Regions from separate parts of the Homo sapiens genome. Here region 1 is linked to region 2. The links are chromatin loops, found by intact Hi-C in ENCODE. Cell type or tissue: mammary epithelial cell. All regions are shown on one strand. Links, peaks and the distances in the headings refer to the core of each region. The heading gives the core; the rest is flanking DNA. Region 1 overlaps STAC (SH3 and cysteine rich domain). Region 2 holds the start of STAC (SH3 and cysteine rich domain).

Region 1 (8,339 bases), core at 206-8,205, 110 kb before region 2:
TATCTGTACAGAATATTTTTGTCTATCTGGTTTGCCAATAACTGAGAGGCATCTTAAAATCACTCAAGAATTTGGAATAATTTTGTCAATTTCTCCTTGAGTTTCTATCATTTTTCAGGCTATGTATCAGGTATATGCAAGTTTAGAATTTATATCTTCAGATGAAGTGAACATGACCATGTAAATAACACTTTTAAATTCTAGTAATGCTTTCTTGGTCTTAAAGTCAATTTTTCACACATTAATACAGCTATATATTTTTTTTTGCTTAATATTTGCCTGTGGTTGCCCCTTGGTTTCTATGTCTGAAAAGTTATTTATTCTGCCTATGTTTTTCTTTCTTCCCCCTGCAGAAAGTTAAAAAAAAACTTTTGTTTTTTTAAATTTTCTACATCCTTATGTTTTAGATATTTATAAATAGTATATAGGTCATTTAAAAAATCTAGTCTGAAAATCTTTCTTTTATCTAGAGTGCTTAAATCAGTTTACATTTATTTTGATTACTGATAAATTGGGATTCCTTCCTAACATTTTATTTTGTATTTGTCCCAAATTTTCTATGCTTTTTCTTCTATTTTGCCACTTTCCATCCCTTCTTTCTTTTGAATTGATTGATTTTTTTCTCCTTCTCATCTTTCAGTTTGGTTCCCTTTCTGGTTTGGTAAGTTGAGTCTATTTTTATTCCTTTAGCAGTCATCTTAGAAATTTTATGAGATATGTTTTAACAAAATAGAAAGTGAAATAGTATATTTAATCGCCTCCCAAGCAATACATAATCTCTGAATGCCCATTTCCCACATAAAGTCAGTATTTCAGCTAATGTTTTATTAACAACTTTTTAAAAACATTATTTTAAAAAATGTGTCCAGTGTTTGCTTAGATTTAACCACATGTTTACCACTTTCTTTGCTCTTTATTTCTTCTTACATTTCCGTCTTTCCATTGAGGTCATATTTTCCTCTTTGAAGTACATCTTTTTAAAATGTTTTGAATATAGGTCTTTCTTAATTGAACTGTAAATACAATTTTTGTCTGAAAAATATATTATTGAAAGATAGTTTTGCTTCATTTACAATTCTAGGTTAAGAATCACTTTTCTTTCAGCAAACTCAAGATAGCATTCTACTGTTATTTCACTTATACTGTAATTTGTAAGAAGTAACAGTCTAATTTTCATTTCTTTGTAGGTAATCAGTCTTTTATACTGCATTTTATGTTTTCTTTTATCTTTGAAATTCTGCAGTTTCAGCAACCTACGTCTAGGTATAGATTTCTAAATTTGAGTAATGGTGTCTTTAATCAATTCTGGAAAATTCTCCACAAGTATGTTCTTACATATTGTCTCTCTCTCATTCTCTTTCTCTCTCTCTCTTTTTGAGACAGGGTCTGGTGCTGTCTCTCCCAGGCTGGAGTACAGTGGCATAATCATGGCTCACTGCAGCCTCAAACTCCCAGGTTCAAGTAATTCTCCTACCTCAGCCTCCCAGCTAGCTGGGATTACAGACAGGCACCACCACGCCTGGCTAATTTTGTATTTTTTGTAAAGATGGAGTTTCACAATGTTTCCCAAGCTGGTCTCAAACTCCCGGGCTCAAGCAATTCTCCTATCTCGGCCTCCCAAAGTGGTGAGATTACAGGCGTGAGCCACTGTGCCTGGGGCCCCATTCTCTCTTTATGTACTTCTAAATTGTCACTTAGATGCATGTTGGACTTATTCATCTTTCATGTCACTTTTAATCTCACAAATTCTACTGCTTTGGCTTCCTAACTATACCCTAACATTTCTTTGGTTCTATATTTTAGGGAACTAATTCTCTCTTTATGCCTAATATGTTGTTAAACCCATCAATCAAATTTCTACTTAAAAAAAATTCTCGAAGTTCTATTTGACTTTCCTCAAGCTTGCCTGTTTACTTCTGATAGTCTCTTTTTCCTTTGTTATGTTTTATGGTCCATTTTTAACATTTTAAATGTATACAATTATATAGTTATATATTTCTTAATTTGATAATTCTTACATGTACAGTCTTGAAAATCTGACCATAAAGTTGGTTGTTTCTGCTAATACTTACTCATCACGGCTCATTTTCTCATGTGTTTGGTGAATTTTGATTGTTAGCTTGTGTTCTTTGAGTGTTCATTTCTGAGAAGTTTTTGAGGTCTGGTTTAAAATTTTCTTCCTCTAGAGAGGGTTTATATTTGTTTCTGCCAAATGCCTGGTGATCTTACTGTACCTGGGCCACTTTAAACTACATTAAACTAAAATTTCATATTATTATATTATTTGCCCATACAGGTAGTATGAATTCAGGCCCTAAAATCCAAGTAAGAAGACTGTTTCTTTCTTTCCTCCTTTCTTTCCTTTCTTCTCTCCCTCCCTTCCTTTTTTCTGCCTGTCTTTCTTTCTTTCTTTCCTTTCCTCTCCACTTTTTTGTTTCCATTCTTTTCCACCTGAGTTAAGGCTGGTATAGCATATTCCTCTGCAGGGAATCCTGTTTGTCCAGTGATCCTAAGGGTATCTTTTGGGGTATTAATATGTTTCAAAAGGGTCTTTCATCCAACCTAATACCCTGGCCACTCCCCATTTTATTGTCTATTGTTCATAAATGGGGCCTATTATTTCCCAAGCTAAGGCTCTAGGGATGTGCATAGTAAATCCTTTACCTGCTTGTATCTCTGAATTCATGTTTTATTGCCATTCCTAGACTCTAAGGAATTGCCTTATTTTGCTGCCAGCTCAGCCATGCATTAACTAGAATTTTTTTTAGAACAATTCTTTCTCTTAACAGTTTTAGGAGTGCTAAACTGGGAAAAATTCCTCTGAATGTCCAGTTCTCCACAATGCTGGAAAGGGAATCTTCTGTTCAACTTTAAAAAGATCTTTACCTGAACTTGATACAAAGCATGTGTTGCAGAAACATACCACAAATATTTGCATCTGTAATGTAGAAATATCCACTGGAGTGGTACCAAAACCAGGGGCATCTGCCAACTTAACCAGGAAAATATCTGCTCTTTTTGACACCTTAAAATTTGAGATATTGAATTAGTACATGCTAAAGGCTAGGATATATTTTCCAGATCTGAGCTTGCCTTTTTTTTTTTAGAATAAAATTGCTTTAGTGCAAAGTGAGGTAATATTCGATTTTGTAATATCCTTAAGTGGCTGTGGTTAACCCAGCCCTTTTTGAAGAAAATTCTAGGAATTTGTATTGCTTATGTCCTCTTCTGTCTCTCTTCCAGGAAAATTATGATCACACAGAGTCATTCTGAAATGCAATTACTGAAGGCAGCCAATAACATTATTATTTGGCATTTGGAGCTGAAATAGGCAGGCCAGATTTTACTTCAGGCGAGATTTTACTTCTCTCTTTGCTTGTTACTTTGTTATGAGTGAAGCTTCTAGCAGTTAAGCCAAAGGTGAAGACCAACAATTTCCTCCATGTATATTTATGATGCATCCAGGAATAGTGTTCAAAACAACAACCATAAATACTCAGACCTGCCAAGGATCATTTATAAGAGAGAAAGGAGAGACTGTACTCTTAGCAGTAAAGAAATTAGTATGAATTGTACTTCCTTCCAAGGTGGCTTTGGAGATATTCCTCAAGGAATTTGACATAATAGCTGGCTGGAAGAAATGACACCTGTATGCACTGCATTTTTTAAGACATAAATGAACATGTAATGCAGAACTGGTTGTGACTGTAATCCTAGACACTGCTTCTGAACAGCAACACCCTCCTTGCATGAGTGAGAAGATCTGTGGGAACTTGGACCACATATGTAGGGTGTTTTCTCCATGTGGTTTCTCAAACTGCATGGACAGGACATTAAAGCCAATCAAGGGAAAGTGTTTTGAAGCAAATTGCTGCATAATTAATCCACCTAGCTTCTCAGGGTGCATTGTAGAGAAAGCTATTGCTGATCAAAAGAGTTGTTAATACATCTCCAACACTTTTTGGGAGTTTATTGCTTGCTCAGTTCTTTCACCAGATCTCTTTGAGAAAGGCTGTGAAAATGCCCCTTAACACAGAAGAGATGGAAAATTGTCAACTTGATGTCTTTGTGTGTACTACTCTGTGACTTAGTTTCCTTATCTATACGGGGGATATTGTGTGCATGTGTGTGTATTGAAGGGGAGGGAATTGGACTAAGTGACCTCTAGTCCTACTTCTTAAACTTTAATGAGCCTATGAACCACAGATTCATATGCAGATCCTGATTCAGCAGGTGTGGAATGGCCTGAAACTTGCTATTTCTAACAGGCTTTCAAGTGATGCTCACGTGAGTTGTCCATGAGCCACATTTAGGGTAGTGAGGCTCTACCTGCATCTCTGACACTTTATGACTGTATGATGGCTTTGCTAATAGCAGTGATGCTACATAGCAATGATTGCTAAATATAGCCCTTCCTATTTTAAAATCCTATTAAGACCACCTTTTGAGAGAAGAAACCCTCAGTGTAAATTGTGTTCTAACTCCTCAAGGAATTGGTGAGCAACAGCATAGACAGAGCCAGGCCAGGATGGCTGAGGCAGAGAGTTAAGCAGTGAGCACATGCTGGGCATAATTTTGAGAAGCAGCAGATAGAGTTTGCTGATGGATTACGTCTGAGGTGTGAGAGGAAGAGGGAGTCAGGGCTGATGTCAAAGACTTTGGCCTAATCAACTGGTTGAATGAAGTTCCTATTTACTGAGCAGAGACAACTGTGGGAAGAGCCAGTCTGAATGTGTGGCTGGGTGAGGGGATCAAGAGTAAAGTTTGGGTAGGTTAACTTAAAGATGACTATTCTGCATTCAGATGGCAATGTCCAATAGGTGATAGGCATCTGGAGGCAGCAAGGAAGCCTAATACTGAAGATGAAGTTTGAATCATCAATGTATGGATAGTATTTACATTCATTATGTCATCCAAAGATCATAAGAACCCTATGGATTTGGTGTTATTATCTTCATTTTAGAGATGAGGTGATTGAAGCAGAGAGAGGCTAGGTCACTGCTTTGGGATCACATGAGCATTAAGTGAAGTCTAGCACTCTGCTTCCAGAGCAACAATGGGCCAAGGACCAAATGTTTCCAGCGCAGTTAGTGAGGAGAAGGCCAGCAGTGATGTTGATGAGAAGAGTGTCAGGGGAAAGGGGAAAGCAGAGGTCAGACTCAGGACTGAGCAGCTGATCACACTTAAAGCATTATCATGCAAGTCTCTGGTGAGTCAGATATTGAGAAACTTTAGGGTTGCTGTTTAAATTCAGTTGCTGGTCTTGCAGTGCCAGACAGTTGGGCTGGGATGGCCCTGCTGTGCTGCTGACCTGCTATGAAGTTCCCCTCGAAGCCAATACCCTCTAATTTGTCTCTCTAATGGCACTGCTAAGTGCTCAGTGGTTGTTTGCATTATCTAAAAGTACAGTTTCCCTCATGTGATGCCAAAGAATCCTTACCCCAGTGGTGAGCTTTAGTAGATGTGTGTGGGTCTGGCAAGGGGGGGCATGGTGAACACTGGCACTTATTTAGGAAGGAAAATCCTGGGGCAGCTGAGCACATGGTGCCTTGTGGGAATCACACAGGCATAGTCCTAACTAAAGAAGAGCCATAAATGAATTCCCAGAGTGAAGGAAGTAAAAGTGATACCTCATCAGACAGCTGTTGACAAAACTGCTATGTGGTATCGAATGAGGAATTTCTGCATCCAGGCTGGAAAAGGCAGGGCTTGGAGTGGAGTTTGGAGGGATAACTTCTGCCATGAGAATGCATTCAGCTCAAGTTAACAATGCAACTCAGGTCCTGCAGGACTTTGACTAATACACTTTTGCTAATGATAGTAAATGCTTCATAAATATTTTTTGATAAACTAGTGAAGGTTAAGTAGTTATTGATGTCCAAAAGGCCTAGCAAGAATGCATCCATAAGGATCTGGTCACATGTCTTTAAGCTCTGGATTACGAGGTGGCTCTTTCTTTTTTTTTTTTTTTTTTTTTTTGAGACGGAGTCTCGCTCTGTGGCCCAGGCGGGAGTGCAGTGGCGCGATCTCGGCTCACTGCAAGCTCCGCCTCCAGGGTTCACGCCATTCTCCTGCCTCAGCCTCCCGAGTAGCTGGGACTACAGGCGCCCACCATCACGCCCGGCTAATTTTTTTTGTATTTTTAGTAGAGACGGGGTTTCACCGTGTTAGCCAGGATGGTCTCGATCTCCTGACCTCGTGATCCGCCCGCCTCGGCCTCCCAAAGTGCTGGGATTACAAGCGTGAGCCACCGCGCCCGGCCAGAGGTGGCTCTTTCTTAATGTCAGCAAGTGGAAGTATGAAGTTAGCATTTAATAAATACTTTAGAAATTATTATAACAAAGGCTTAAATTATTAGATTAAATAATTTTAATATAGAATGTTTGGCTGGATTGTACATATCAGTTTTTTGAGCTTCTTAGTTGTCTCTGCTGGGGAAGGAGCCAAATGTGAGGCCCACACTTCTCTCCTGGGCCCCACCACCACTTGGTTTCAGGTACCTAAGGTGTAGCACAAATTAGCTTCTCTGTGGTACGGTTTGCTAATGTAATCTAATCTAGCTCAGTGGAGAAAATGACGTATTCACAAAAAGTTCTGGAAGCGACTCTTAAACCCCAATACAGCTCAGTTTATATATATATATATGTATATATACTCTCATAAGAGTAAATATACTCTCATAAAGTATGAGAACTCAGGATATAGAACTCAGGAACATATTAGAGCAAATCACTGAAATCCACCAGAAACAATGCTCACATTCTCTCCAGAACATTGAACACTCGCCCTGATTAAATTCCAGAGCTAGCAGAGAAAGCAAGGGGACTGGAAATCAACTTGGCCTGCCCACTGACCCTGACTCATGTGATCACATTTGTGCTGTGCCAACTCCCTCACTCACCGCTGTTGCTGCGTTTCCTTAGGTCATACCCGCCTCCTGGCCCATTGGCTTCCTCAGGAACCTCCACAAGATCTGAAGTCTTGGAGGAAAGAAGAAAGAGCATGGGATGAACAATGTTATATCTGTGGTCAATTGAGCAGATACTTTGGTGTAAGAGAGCTTAGGTAGAATTTGCATGACACATAAGGACCCAGTGATTGCTGTCTTGGCTGTTTGGCTAACTTCAGAGAAGCTATGTCCACTCGTGGGCACTGTACCTCCCTTCAGGTGTCTATAGCAGGCTCAGGCTTGGTGATGGTAGGTATCCAGTGAGTATTGAATATTCATGAATGTCTAGAAGCAAAGGCCACAGCCAGGCTTCTTCCCAGGAATAGGCAACAAAGAGAAATCAGAATGCCTGTCCATATCCTGTCACTTAAAACTTTCAATAAAACGCTAGCTCTTTCTACAGGTGTTTTAAATATTAGTTTTAGAGAATGGGATGCACTATGGAGGGATGCACTACTTAGGTACAAGTTAAATACTGTTTCCACTGCTGCAAAATTAATTGTTTTTATAATATGTATCCTGACTCTCTTTTTAAAGTGAGTCACAATCATTCTTCCACTTAGGTTACAGAAATAACAAGAACAAAAACAACAATAATAACAATAACACACTCTAAATAGCTAATGCTTCCTGATCACTTACCATGTAATGTTTTTAAGGACTTTATAGATACCATCTCATTTATTCCCCAAATTAATCCTATGATAGACCAATTTTTCAGAGAGGAATCTGAAGCCCGGAGAGAATCAGTAGCTCTGTTTGAGGCCCCATAGTTAATACATGGTGGAGCTGGGGCTGTGAATCACAGGCGTTGCCTCCAGAGCTCGTGCTCTTAAGCATTGTGCTTTATTCATTGGTGTGCTAAAGCATCTTTGTGGGCTGGTGAGAGTCTCATGGTTATCACACTGGTGGCATGAAATGGATCACCACAGGAGTTTTACTCCATGGAACTGGCAAACGCTTCAAATCAGGGTCCAGTTCTGACTTGGTTGTTAAACATTTACTAGCATACCACACTGAATGCCTCTTTCAAAGGGCCACGTGACCCAGCTTCAGTCTAACTGGCTCTATCCTCTTCACAAGAGGAATTTAGGGGGCCTCTGAGGACAGTCACATATATATATATATATATATATATATATATATATATTTTTTTTTTTTTTTTTTTTTTTTTTTCTTGAGATGGAGTCTTGCTCTGTCACCCAGGCTGGAGTGCAGTGGTGCAATCTCAGCTCCATTTCCTGGGTTCAAGCGATTCTTGTGCCTCAGCTTCTCAAGTAGCCAGGATTACAGGCATGCACCACCATGCCTGGCTAATTTTTGTATTTTTGGTAGAGACAGGATTTCACTGTGTTGGCCAGGCTTATCTCGAACTCCTGACCTCAGGTGA
Region 2 (8,339 bases), core at 106-8,105:
CTCTCTCAGAGATTTCAACTTAGTGGTTCTAGCCTATGGCCTGGGTTCCCTTGGTGATTTCAATGCAAAGCCAAGGTTTCGTTTTCTTTCATCTTCTTCCCTGAATAGAAGTTAAATTCCTTATTAATAACAGCTTCACATATATGTATGAGATATGCTGGGCACAAAGTAGGCACTCAATAAATAATTGCTGATAGATGGACACAGAAATCTTTCTGGGAGATTCAGGGCACGTCTTCATGGTTAGAGATTTCTTTTTCATAGGTTGGATTGTGGTCCAGGTTCAGAAATAATCCTCCAGGAATGAGGGTCACTTTGGTCCGTGGCTCCACTAGGGCACTGGGTGGCTTATAGCACCATTTCAAAATCTAAATCACATGCTGGTGAGTCTATGTCTTATCTTCTTGGGGATGCAAAATAGCTGAAGTGAAGTCTCATTGTAATCAATTAGCATAACTAAAAGCCCAAAGAGGTAAACTCAGTTACATTATGGTAATGTCAGTTGTGGTTATTGAAATTATTCCAATGATGACATTTGGGGTTGGCTGGTGGTAGCAGTCATCTGATTTGAAACAAATAGAGAAAATAAATAATGGTTTATGTTTGTGTATGCTTATAACAAACATATTAGGTGTATTACATATTCTTAGGCCTTACAAAAAGCACACCAATTGGGTAGTAGCAGCCCCATCAGCATCCCCATGAGGAAGCTGAGGCTTTGAGGTATTAGGCATGTTCACAGAGGTGTGTCAATCTCACCTTTGATATTGATGATATTGAGGTGTGATTCCTCAATATCATCAAAATGTGACCTTGTGTCATATAAGTGATGACAAAGAGATTTATAGCAAACCTTCACATTAGACACTAGCAAGCTTTCTATGTTGTCAATAAGTCAGTAGGAGAAAAGATATTCATTGAAATAAGGGATAATGGGACATGAAATTTTTGTTTATATTCAATGGTCTCTGTCAAGCCCTTAAAAAATAAATTAGGCTGTCATCTTTCTGAAATAGTTAGTGGGAAGATAGAAGGGTATGATACATCAGTGGCTTTCAAACTTATTCAACTCAACTAATTTCATAAAGAAGAAAACCCACAATTACATTAAACTATATTATGACTTGTGCTTACAGAAATTTGCTCTGAGGAAACTGTACTGGGATACCAAAGTCCAAGACGGGGTTTGTAGGTAAGGGTATTGCCAGTAACTATCTGTGTGATCTCAGGCAAGTCACTGCCCCTTTTTGGGCCTCAATTTCCTCAAGAAAGAGAAAAAGGACATTAAGATAACCTTTGAAGCTATAGACCCTTTGTGAACCTGAGATAAGCTATAAATTCTTTCCCTAGATGATGCATATATGCATGTACATGGACAACTTTGAATGCTGGTTCGGGTTGTTCACAGATTTTCCAAAGACTATTTGTGGGCTTCTAAAGAATATAGTGGCCCTTAGCTTAAAACACCTGAAATATGTGCTAATTGGGATTATAGTCATGTTTATGAAAATAAAATGAAAATAACCCTTATCCTTGAGAGATGTAACCTGATAGCATATTTACGGGTGAAGTTATTTCATGTCTGGAATTTGCTTTAAAATGATCCAGTATGTGTAGGGTGGTGGTGGTGGTGGTAATACATAAAACAATACTGTCCATGAATTAATTGTGAAGCCACATGATTAGGTCCATGACAGTTCTTTATACTGTTTTCTCTACTTTTGTGTATATTAAAATTTTCCATAATAAATTTTCACAGTGAAAATGATCTAACCTTTCTTGGCTTCCACTTCCCCATCCATAAAATAGAAATATTAACAGAATCTTCTATTGTGAAGATTAAGGTTGTATCTGACTTACAGTAAACATTCAGTAGATGCTCACTATTGTTCTCGCTCAACTATGTAAATATATAAACAGATTTAAAAAGACATGAGATATAGATCAAAGTTTTATTAGTAGATGCTTCTGGATGGTAAACCAAGAGCTAATTTATTTTTCTTTTCATCATTTATGTCTGGACTGTTCAAATATCTACAAAGAGTATTTGTTACTCTTATAATAAGACAAAAAAACCTAACTCTTTAAAAAAAGTAACTTTAAGTCTTCCTTGAGAGAGTTTAATGCCAAGGGGGCCTGAACCATGTTTGTCCCACAAGATATTTTACAAACAAGACCACTTCATGGAAGAGTAAGATGGAATGCATATTACTGTCTTGTTCACATTTTCCTCACCAAGCTCTCATGCTCAGGGTCAAAGATCCTTGTAAACGCCAGTAAGCTTTAACATGTGGCCTTCCTAGAATAGAATGAATTGAGCCTTCCTCTCCTCCAGTGTCATGCCATCCTACTCCCTTACCTTACCACACGTTCCTCCCTACTAGCAGTTTAGCCTTTTTTAAGGGGCATGGATCACTTTGAGAATATCATGAATGCTATGCCAAGAAAAATTCACATGTAGGCATACAATATTGCATTCAATTTCCTAGGGTTCATGGGCTGCCATAGTTCATCTCCACTAATTAAGCTTACTGAGGCCATGACATCAAATTTAGGAATGTAGAAACACACATCCGGTGTATAGACCACTTTGAGAAAAACTAATTTGTACAAAACCATAAGCCAGATAAATTGGTGGATAATTATGGGCATTACATATGTGGCTTTTGCTCTGCCAAATAATTTCCATTAGGACATCTATAAATAGCAAATCCATATAATGCATTTGAACCATGCCACTGTTTGCCCAAATGCTAAGCCCTTTCCAGAACACGCCTACTGCAGAGCAACAGGCCAATTCAAAAAGTTCAATACTAGTTTTACTCTTGAGTTCAGCTACATTCATTTATAGAATTCTAGCTTTCCTCTAAAATGGCCACTAACCTATATCACTCTGGGGACTGATGTTCAATGGGAGGCAATGATACCCAGAAACTTTTTGACTGAGGAGAGGTAGTGCATGTGTATGGGTTATCAGATTGCTTTGGAGTGGATCATTTGAGATGAGATAGATTCCATCTCTTTATCTCAGGAAGGAAAAGGATAAACATGATTGAGTCCTTACAGTATACCAGGTGGACATTAGGGCCTCTCATGTACTCCTCACAATGTCTCTGGAAGTTGGGGCTTTTTCCCTCATTTCCAACCGAGTTTTAGAAAAGTTGACACACATACCCCAGGTCTGGCAGCCAGTAAGTAACAGGAAAAAAATAAAAATAAATAAGATGTAAAGCTTTCGGGCTTAGATTACCATCATTGATGGTTAACTTCAGGGGGCTGGGAAATGTACAGTGCCCAGTATCACACCAAATCCCCAGAGCCACTCAGGCTGTGATTTTCATCCTCCTGATCATATCAATGGCTTCCAGGGATGCATGTGAAGAGAGACAGGATCGCAGTCTTCCTTGCCCCATCTGGCCTGTCCCTATCCTATAAACTGGCAACCCCTTTCCTTTGCTGGTATACACGGACTGCCTCACATTCCCCAAATGCCTGGGGATCGCACAATGAAATCAGAATAAAGAGCCAGGAGCTCTACACTTAAAAGAATCCACATAACTACAAACTCCATCTTAGGATTTCCACCACCAGCTGAGTTGCCATTTGGCATTGCACTGCTAGCAGCCACATTTTACTCTATCCTCTTCCAAGATTTTCAAACATGTGCCTGGCACCCACGGGAGTTTCAGAGGAAGTGTAACAGTGACAGGAGAACTGCTGCGGGCTTGGTTTTTTGTATACGTGTTAGTGTAACTTTCATAAAAGCAAGTATAGGTTCTTAGAGTATTAACTTTCACAAGAGGAACATCAACTTTCAGACAAACGCAGGCAAACCCTTTCTTTTTCTTTTTCTTTTTTAGTGAGTAGTATCTGAAGGTAGGGGTGATCCCTGTTAAGCAAAAGGTCTCTGAGACCCTTGGGATACATACATGCTTTTCTGGCCCAGTACTCAAGCTTTTCTGGAAGAGTATCCCTCGGCTGTCTCCATCCCTCAGCCTTCAGAAGCCACCTAATACCTACCTACACGTGCTTTGGACACAAGCAGGTTCAAAGCACAAAAAAAACCAAGCTACCACCCCGCAAGAAATCGATCTCTGAACCCGGAGCCACCATGAATTGCGTGTGTGAATGTGTGGGCGGGAAGGCTGGGTCCACAGGGACGTGGTCCAGCATCGTGAGCAGCGGGTCCTACCGGACGTTCAAGTCCTACAGCCCTGGGCTAACTAGCAAGTCTCAGACCCCCACGCCCGTGCTAGATAGGAGGAGAGACAAAGCTGGACCGACAGGAGAGGAGAGTGAGTTTGTGTTCTCTTGGGGGCAAGCGTGCTCGGTACCTTGGATTCCTGGCTGCTGGTGGATGCAGGAGAGGGCGGTTGCTCGGCGCCCACCGCCTCCTTGGGCAGCCCGTCCACGCCGTCCTCGCGGGGGCTGCTCGGAGGGATCATCGTGGCCGCGCGGGAACGGTGTTGGGCTCCCGGAGGAACAGCGAGGCTTCTGTCCTGCGCGCCCTGCCCGCCGCGCGCCAGGCTGCTCAGCTCCGGGTCCTGGGGACTCCCATCCTCGCCGAGGCGCCGACGTGCCCTCCTCCAGCCTCGCTCCCTCTCCCTCCCCGCCCTGCCCACCTCCCCGGCACTTCCGCGGGCGTGGAGGAGAGTGCGCCCTGCCCCGCCCCGCCGCGCCCGCGGCCACCTCGCCGGCGACCTCACAGTCGTGACTGCCACTCGGCAGCGGGCGAGCGGGCTTCTGCTCGCCCGCAGGAGGAGGAAGGAGGCGGGGAGGCAGCTCCAGGGCGGGGCTGCGCGGCCAGCGCCTGGAGTAGTGAGGGCAGGCAGGGGGCAGCGCCCTGGAAAGGGCTGGGGGAAGGCTGGGCGCACGCCGGCACTGGGTGGGGGTGATTCTTCAGAGAGGATGCTGAAAATTCAGACCCAAACCCCAAAGAATAGAAAATCTGTGAATGATATAGCCAGAAAGAGCCACTTGCAACAACTCCCTCATTCCTCACCCCAACGAATAGTGACTGAGACAGTGACTTAGCTAAGCTATTTATAGGGTTCAGTGACAGAGAGCAGGGGTCGGAGTGGGGGTCCCCTGACTCACGGGCACTGCGTTTTCTCCATTCAGCTTTGATCTAAAGCAGAGAGATAATGCAGTGTGTATATGGACACCTGTTCCTCGTTTGTTGTGCACTTATTGTACTAAACCCTTTCTTTTTACCTTATTTAATCCTCCCAGCTACTCTATGCGTCTAGGGATTATCACTTCCATTTTATAGATGAGGAAGTTGAGGCTGTAGGAAGACTGAGTAATTTGCTTTAAGTCACTAAACTATAATTGGTGAAACTGGAATTCGAACACATTTGGGCTTCAAAATCCATGCATTTCCGACTGTGGAGCCTCAAATCTAGGCCAGGTCTTGGCTGAAGAGCAATTGGATGTTGCAGTATAGCAAGAGTTGAGGACTGTTCACAGAGGGGCAAACCAGCCTGCCTTACTAAATCTTTTGGAAACATAGGAATAGCCCCACTGAATAAAGATACAGAGGGTCCAGTTTCTTTTGAAGACAACCTCAGTGTGCAGGGAAAAGAAACACACCTAGATATTTAAAAGCCTCTTTTCCCCCATTAATACAAAATACCCTCAATTTTTTAAAACAAAATTGCAAACTTCTGTTCAGATTTTTAAAATTAGCTGTAGATGTTTGCAAGAACAGCTTCATGGATGTGCAACCTGTGCAGTCACACAGGGCCCCGCGCTGATGCTGCCATCTTGAAATTCGGTAAAAATATTTAACAAGAGATCACATTTTCATTTTGTACTTGACCCTGCAAATTATGTGTTTGGTCCTGCATCCATGCCCTAGCTCATGTCTTTTAGAATAAACTTGCTCTTACTCTTTCCATCCCAGATGTCAATTGAAAGCTACTGTTCAATGTGTCAGCCTCTTACTCAGCATTTAGCTTTCAAAATGCTCTAAATTTTCTGGTGACCCTCAGTACGGGGCCAGATTGGCTAGCCCAAATGGCTTCAGCTTTTTCCTTCTCACAACACAATGCCTGAGTGTTCGATAGAGACAGAATTCTAGTAGCCAAAGTCACAAACACAATGACAGGAGCAGCCATATCAACACATTTTTATCAAGCATCTATTCTGTATCAGAATTGTGCCAGAAACTAATGATACAGCAGAGAGAAAACACAGATTAAGTCTGTTTTCCTGGAATTTAAGTCTAGTGGGAGAGACAGCAATTAATTAAATCACACACACATTTAAAAAAAAACTATGATAAGGGAAAGTACAAGACTTTGATGAGTGTGTACAAATGAAGCCTGAGCTAGCATGGGGCCAGACGAGGGTTTTCTTAGGAAACAAAACTCCCAGGGTCTACTGGCAATTCCAGTCTTGGTGAGCAAGCATGTCATGGCTTAGAACAATAAATTTTTCATCCTTTTTTTCTTTTGGATTTTCTTTTTTTAAGAATTGAAGATGTCATCCTTACTTTTAGTAAGTGCTTAGCTCAAGTTAGCAACAGTATTAGCCAATAGTATATGTTTAAATGTTGTCCCTTGAAGGAAATTTAGAGAAGCTAGTACCTCCTTCCTTTCCACCCCACCCTGATCCAGCAGCAGAAATCCTTAGTCTGATAAATAATACCTACCATAGGAATTAGCCATGGTGTCCCAAACTAAATCACGCCTTTGTTTATGTGTTAGTTTCACATTATTTTCTATCCGATCTTTTGTTATCTAGCTAACTTATCTTATTCTTCAAATCACATATCCAAGTATTTACTACTCTTGACATCTCCTTCCTTGACCCATTTATCTGATTTAGATTCCCAAATCAATGCCATGTTCCCATGACTTCCTTTCCTAAGTAATCAATGACAAGGTTGCCTGCTCTTCTGTTGGGCTATGATCTCCCCTAGGGCAGGGGCAATGCCATGTTCATCTTGTTTCTCTAGCTCCTGGTATAATGCTTGTTAACAAGGTGGTGAAAAGAGGCTACCCTTGTAGCCCCTGAGCTCTAGAAATGGTCTAGGCATTAATTATTGCATGTGTCCTCCACAAACTGAATGGAAGAAGACTCTGAATGCTTCTGTAAAACAATGGGATTTGTCAGTGCTTTGAGTCAGTAGATGGTAGACCAGCAAAGTGATCCCCAGAGTACCCCTCATGAAGCATTGATATCCCTGAGCAGAAGTGTACATTTTCATGGCTATGTGTGAGATACCCCATCTGACACCCAGGAATGCTTAGGTGAGACCTCACAGAAGACTGGAAATTCTGCCTTAGAAGCTTTATGACATTTTAGCTATGGTTGTCAAGATTTCTCATTTCTACTGCAGTCTGGTAAAGCCTGAGGAAAAAAGGTTGTGAATAATTATTCTAAGTCTCAAGTCTGTAGCTTTGTGATTTTTGTAGATCCCCTTCATGGTCTATTTCACTCTGGTTTCTGGGTAAATATCAAGCCAGCAGAAGTGTGAGGTGTACAGAAATTTATCTGCACAAACTCGAACTGGAAGCTCCCACTTCTGGTTCATTTACTTGTTCATTAATTTGTAAAGAGGGCAAAGGCCTCCTCCTGATTGCATCCAAGGGCCTTTCACAGTAAACACCGTTAAGCAGAAGACTGTGTAATGCTGCTAACCTTCTCTCATTTCTTTGTTCTGAGTTTGTATAAAGAGACTGGATTTCATCCTATGGACCTTGGCTTCTTATAGAGCCATTTGGTAAAAAGATACTAGTAAGACTTCTTAAATAGAACAGATATACTTATGAAGGGTACAGAAAAGAACAACAAGAAAAAAGAAGAGGGAAGATAATATGGAGAACTGTTGAGGATAAAGGAGAGGATCTCAAGGAAGGGATGGCTCTCCATGCGTGATGCATCAGAGTCATGATGGATACACAATATAACACAGTATACGAGAAAGGCGTAGGTTGCTGATAACAATAATAGCTAACATGTATTGGGTTTCTAATACATCATAGACATTGTATATTTGTTCTTTCATTTAATCCCTATGAAACCTTAGCAAGATAAAGAAAATTATCCTAGGTTCTACAGTTTAGGAAGGACTCAGTTATATCCTGCTCCTGGGCCAAGTTTTGGCCGCTCTGGTTTGCTGCCACCTAGGCAACAGCAGAACCCGGATGTCCTGAAAAGGCAGCAGGCCTTAAAGATTAGGAGCAATGCAAATTGAGAGCCAGAGGCATAATAGAAGGCACAGGGCAAGTTCCCAAATAATGAAGAGTGGTCCATTCCATTCTTTTGTCTTAAAAGTAAATAATGAGCATCTCTACACTTTGGAGATGATAGCCAAGAAGTCTAGACAAATG

The links. Hi-C counts contacts between places; a loop is a spot of excess contacts. Peaks named below come from ENCODE experiments on the same cell type or tissue, not always from the same donor. Only the 100,000 strongest peaks of a DNase experiment are listed, where the experiment ranks them.
Region 1: a loop joins it to region 2, with 2.4 times the contacts of the local background. A loop is called at or near these places in 2 of 110 quality-filtered maps.

Annotation. Positions count from the first base shown.
Region 1 is chr3:36,491,792-36,500,130 of GRCh38, reverse strand. It overlaps STAC (SH3 and cysteine rich domain), which reads right to left. Exons shown (of 11, transcript NM_003149.3): 6 at 6,902-6,980. Among named protein-coding and RNA genes, the nearest start is that of STAC, 120 kb to the right of the region's middle. In mammary epithelial cell, for the core only: no CTCF peak of the experiment used is centred there; no DNase peak of the experiment used is centred there; H3K27ac peaks cover 452 bases.
Region 2 is chr3:36,376,750-36,385,088 of GRCh38, reverse strand. STAC (SH3 and cysteine rich domain) reads right to left here and starts at 4,585. Exons shown (of 11, transcript NM_003149.3): 1 at 4,335-4,585. The coding sequence starts at 4,445. All of the region lies in intron 2 of LOC124906227 (a long non-coding RNA gene), which reads left to right. In mammary epithelial cell, for the core only: no CTCF peak of the experiment used is centred there; a DNase peak (open chromatin) is centred at 4,658; H3K4me3 peaks cover 1,754 bases; H3K27ac peaks cover 1,035 bases.